Regions from separate parts of the Homo sapiens genome. Here region 2 is linked to region 1. A link is a loop called in an ENCODE intact Hi-C map of the cell type or tissue named here. Cell type or tissue: endothelial cell of umbilical vein. All regions are shown on one strand. Each heading gives the region's core, and the rest is flanking DNA. Links, peaks and the distances in the headings are about the cores only. Region 1 overlaps ULK4 (unc-51 like kinase 4). Region 2 overlaps CTNNB1 (catenin beta 1).

Region 1 (2,800 bases), core at 54-2,553:
ATGGGTGTTTACGTCCAGAAACATTAGCCAAGGAGTTAAGAATGTCACCTGTGAAGCACAGCCCAGAGCATATGTGGAGGTTAAAAACCACAAATACTTAGGAGCCACTGGTCATTGCTTGAATACCCATGGGACTTCTAAGGTAATTAATCTCCAAATAAAATAAGCAGATATACTTATTCACAAGTACTGAAATTACAACAGACACTTATGGCCTCCGGGGACAGAATGTGATATTCTGCAAAGACACTATAAATAAACTTAACGTCTCATTTGGAAATGAAAAATAAAATTTAATAAATTATTATAATAGAGTAATAGCTTTAGAATTTTTTTTTTGTATTTTCCAAATTTCAATCATGAGCACTTGTTGCTTTTGCAAACAAGAAAAAATATTTAAAATAATAAATGGGCCAGGCGCAGTGGCTCATGCCTGTAATCCTAGCACTTTGGGAGGCCGAGGTGGGCAGATCACGAGGTCAGGAGATCGAGACCATCCTGGCCAAAATAGTGAAACCCCATCTCTAATAAAAACACAAAAATTAGCCTGGGCATGATGGTGTGCGCCTGTAGTCCCAGCTACTTGGGAGGCTGAGGCAGGAGAATCACTTGAATCTGGGAGGTGAAGGTTGCAGTGAGCTGAGATAGTGCCACTGCACTCCAGCCTGGGCGACAGAGCAAGACTCTGTCTCACAAAATAATAATAATAATAATAATAATAATAATAATAATAATAAGTGAACGAATTACAGAACACGACTTACAACTATCAAAAAAAAGAGAATAGGTTGGAGGTAAAAAGAGGTCAATTCCCAAAACTTCTCATTGGATGATAAATCTAACAATAAATAAAACTTGCTTTGTGGACATCAGAATCTTATCGCCATACCCTAAAACAGGATAAGTCCGGTAATAAAGAATTTAGCTACCAACTGACCAAATTATAGCCTTCAGGTTTGAGGTAAAAAAGCTTACAATCCGAAATAAATTTTGAGAGGCTCTATTTTCAGTCATCAACAGGCAAAAATAATCTCCTAAAGCATCAGTAAGGGGCAAAAAAGTTGCTGTCAGTTAGCCTTGAAGACATTTTCATTACTTTGATTTAATGTTCTGAATTCCTGAAACTAAGTACCCTCTACTATAATAGCTTGGATCAAATTTAACATTCTAAACATTTCTGGTTTATAGCTACATCTGCTGGAAAAGCATGGAATGGGATTTAAGCTACACATACATGCTCCCAAGGTTATTTTAATTTCTGCAAATAACAATGAAATAAGGTATTTCTTTAGCTGTAATAAACATCCTTTGCAAATCATTATTAGATGTTTTATCTTAAGATAAATTTTTCAAACCAAAGAAAGTTTCAAACTTTGAACTTTAAATGAATATCAAAATTCCTTAATATCACATTTTAATATTCAAAATTAAAATCCATGCATTTTTATTCTCATTTATTGTGGGAGTTAAAAAATGATTATATGGCAGTAGAAAATGGAAAGACAGATAACAAAGGCTGAGAAGGGTGAATGGATGTGGAGGGATGAGGAAAAAAAGTGGGTCAAAGGGTATGAACATACAGTAAAATAGAAGAAATAAATTCAGTGTTTGATAGCAGAGCAGGGTGATTATAGTTAACAAAAATGTATTATAGGTGGGTGACGGACACCCTAAATACCCTGGCTTGATCACTATGCATTTTATACATATAACAAAATTTCTCATATACCCAATACATTTGTATAAATAAAAGAAAATCTTGTTTCAGCAAGGGAAAAAAAATAAATAAAATCTATTCAAAGTTTTTTTAACAATAAATAAATTTGTGCTCTAATTTCAAGAGAAAATTCTTTTCTTCTGATTTAGGCAAAAAAAAACTTACGAAAAGTTACCCCCAAATACTAGCATAAGTCCAATTTTAAGCAATTAAACCGCTTTTCTTTTGTATATTTTCTAAAATGGCCAGTTTACCTCGGATCACACCTTAATGTGGCATTGTCTCATCATGCCTCATCATGTCATTGATGCAAAATAATTACAAAAACAGATAAAGCAAATTTAAATCTTGAAACTACATATTCGTTAAAAAGTGTCTGCATTTGCCTTCAAGAACAGACAAGTAAGAATAAAAAAGAACTGATGCCTAAAAGCCAAGTCTTAGAAACGTAAAAGCAGAAATGGGGCCTGAGGATGAGACTCCAATTTACCCAGGATTCGTGGCAGCTCCTGCACAATGTGACAGATGAGAAGATCCAGGCATTTGGACAGGTATTCATTGCCACTTTGCTGCTCCTTGCCTGGAGTGGTCTTTCTGCTGTCTCTCTCGATGTACATCACCAGTCTACATACAGGAAAGTGCAAAGATTACCTCTCATGATAAAACACTTGATAGCATCTATCCAAAAATGCCGCCAAGGCAAGTGTTTCCAGAGGGCACCCTCCCAATCATATTGACGTTTAGATTTGTAGCAACTTGTCGGGCACAATTTTTGCCTCAGAAAACTCAAAACATCTATAAAGAAAGAAAATAAAGCAACTTCAGATCTCTCTGCTAATATCCTGATTCCATTTGCCTTGGCGAATGGAAACGAACAATATTCTCCAGGTGATAAATGAAAGACAAAGAGATGTCTGGACAGAAGAGGGCTCTTTATGTTTCAAAGGTTCAAAGTAAAGCCACAAGTTAACTGCATATTTGTTTATCATTAGTATTCAATTTGCTTGGGACCCTAGATAATTCACATGAATTTCAATTGTCTCATCCAAAGAAAATGTTTCATTTTAACACTGGGTTATACAG
Region 2 (2,800 bases), core at 135-2,634, 510 kb before region 1:
TGTTAGCAAAACTATTGCAGATACTCGTTTTTGTTATAGGGTGAGGTGGGGAGAGGCGCATGCTAAGTATTGTTGAAACTAGGGATGTAGAGAATTAAAAGTTTGAATATAATTATTTTGTAGTTATAAGTAGCAGTGAAATTAAATCTCCTGCAATAGACTATAGAAGTATATTTAGCCAAATGAAACTTCAGTGTTATTGAAATGAAATAATACATCTGTCCTGTTACAAGATTATTTTTATTTCTCTTGTGGTTTCCTAGCTTCTGATAATCAATAATTGTAGATGAGTAGGTGGTAAGTTTTAAGTTTGTACTTTGAGCTTAGTCGGAAGCATGCTTGACTGCCAACCCGGGGCACAAAGGATGAAGGCTTTTAGAACTGGACAAACTTCTAACAAAAGGTATTTGCAACTCTTTTGTAGTGTGTCATGTTGATTTGTGACATTGTTTTTGAAAATATGTGTTAACTTAGTTTTCTTGTAGCCCTCTTTTTATTGGAACTGTGGTATCTATTGTTGAAACTGCTTGACTGAGAACATTTTTATACCATAAAAGTAAATAGTAAACATAGCCCAGGAGCGGCTTCTGGTTTGTCCATCGTATGTAGCCATTGCCTCCTTGTACTCTCATTGAGAAGATACTGATTTGCAGATTCAGTTGTCCTTCTCTAACAGACTATTTATGTAATATTGCAGTTGTGATTGTGATAGGTAAGTGGACCAGTCGGTTAAAATAAATACTCAGGTTTCACAAAAGGAAAATAATATGATTTGTGTTGATCTAAATGAGTATAGGAGTTAACTCCTATAGTTTTTCATCACTTAAACTCAGGGGAAAGTTCTTTATTTCCTCTGTTTACTTAAGAATGCTGCTTTTGTGTTTCATGCAAGACTGAGCTTGACTCAGTTTGAAACCTAGGCTCATCTGTTGAGGCCTGAACCCTGCTGTCCTTGAAGTATGCATATAATTTGCTTCCTTCCTAAGGAAAAATAAGCTCTTGAAAGATAAAGTCAATCACATTAGGAACCCATTTTTAGGGTTTAGCCACTTTTTTTTTTTTTTTTTTTTAACTCATGGGCATCTCTTCTGTTAAGAGACATTCCCCACTCTCCAAGTTTCCCTCAAGCCTGAAGCAGCAGAGTGAGTAGTGTTGGAGCATGTTTTCATTGCATGCTTGGGTCATGTTGAGTGCCCTCCAGTGGATATAGTATAATGCTTGTGATTTTTTTTTTTTTAATTCCAAACAAGTTTATGTGGGATATATTTAGGAATAGTTCTGATGAGGGAGAATCAACTAAGAAACCTTTGATTTCTAAAATAATTAATATCATTACTGCTAATTAAAATACAGGCTTGAGAAAATGTCTTCTCAGCCAATATTTGCAGTAGAAAAGTCGGGAGGTTTTTTAAGGTCACTTTGAGTAGGCAGTTCTGCTTAAATATATCATAATGATAAACCAGAATCTCAGTATAGTACTTTAGGAGGTAAAAGATCATAATATTCAGTTATATTGATGAATTACAGCAACTGAAATTCTCAGAAAAAAATTAATGAAAATGTGAATTGTCAATTTGTCTAAAATCATTCACAGAGTAAAACATAAGTGCTCAACTTGATTATATTAGGAAATAGATAGAAATAAAGGTAATTGAGCCAGTGTATGTGACCTAAAATATAATGCCCTTAGTGACCATAGGGTTGGTCTCATTTGTACATAGTGGTGGGCCATGATGAACTGTGTTTTGCCCTTTGAATTTTTCCTTAAAAAGCTTTCTCTAGGCTCCTATGTTCATGGTTTTTCTGTTAGTAATATTATTTTCTGAAAATCCATGTTTCAAATCAGAATCTAATTAGCAACAGGAATGAAGCTTATTCTAAATTAGTTTTTGGAAGTTAAACGGTCAGCATATGGAAATTTTTCAGGGTTTAGATTTTTAAAAATTTGTTTTTCAGAATATGTTGCTGGAATGAAAACGTTAGCGTAGGGACGGAAAATGACACTTACCAGTGATTGCTTTACTTTGCCTGTGGAATTCAGTGTAATTTTGTGGAAACATTGGTATATGATTTTTTACTACTTAAGAAATGTATTGCTATAGTTAGGGTTTTTTTTTTTTTAAAGGCAAGAATGCCTCAAGTGCTTTATGTGAATGATTATTTCAGGATGGATTAAATATTCCTCCATCAAGGACCATACTTGTAAATCAGTGATTTCCAAGTTGGTGCTTAGTATTTACAGCATTTACTGTCTATAAGCTTCTGTTCTGATTTTTCAAGAGTTTTCTGAGAAATGAGAGTAGGCTTAAAAGTTCTTTGAAAAATTATGTACATACAACTTACTGAAAAAAATTGCTACCGGGGACTTAATTTGTCTCTTGAAATGGGCTACTTGCCTTCATTAATGTAGCATACTACAATTTGATGTTCAAGATATGTTACTAAGAATAAGATCGCTTTCAGAAGCCTTATATAGGATTGGTCTTACTACATTGTAGTGGGAATGGCTACTCAAATGTCTCCAGGGCCAGTTAGGTATTGGGTAAATGGGACCATGCAGACTATTAAAAATTGAAGTGCACATGAAGCAGCCAGTCATAAGCAGCTCCAGCCACTGTGTGGGAATATAGTTTATGTTGCCAGATCATCTGATTTCTTTCCCCTAAGTGGGAAATCCAGATCAATGTACATCTCTTGATTTGCAAGTGTTGGTGAACAAAATTCATATTTTAAGATGCTGTATTCAGCACAAATTAAATACACTTATTTGCTGAATACTGCCAGTTTGTCCCTCTGCAGT

The links. Peaks named below come from ENCODE experiments on the same cell type or tissue, not always from the same donor. Only the 100,000 strongest peaks of a DNase experiment are listed, where the experiment ranks them.
Region 2: it touches region 1 in a loop (4-fold over the local background); 6 of 110 quality-filtered maps call a loop at or near these places.

What each region holds. Positions count from the first base shown.
Region 1 is chr3:41,715,521-41,718,320 of GRCh38, forward strand. It overlaps ULK4 (unc-51 like kinase 4), which reads right to left. Exons shown (of 37, transcript NM_017886.4): 23 at 2,208-2,341; 24 at 1-48. Among named protein-coding and RNA genes, the nearest start is that of ULK4, 250 kb to the right of the region's middle. In endothelial cell of umbilical vein, for the core only: no CTCF peak of the experiment used is centred there; a DNase peak (open chromatin) is centred at 1,161.
Region 2 is chr3:41,201,986-41,204,785 of GRCh38, forward strand. The region is part of intron 1 of CTNNB1 (catenin beta 1); the gene reads left to right. Among named protein-coding and RNA genes, the nearest start is that of CTNNB1, 3.9 kb to the left of the region's middle. In endothelial cell of umbilical vein, for the core only: a CTCF peak has its summit at 1,207 (motif pointing left); DNase peaks (open chromatin) are centred at 556 and 1,136; H3K4me3 peaks cover 870 bases; H3K27ac peaks cover 476 bases.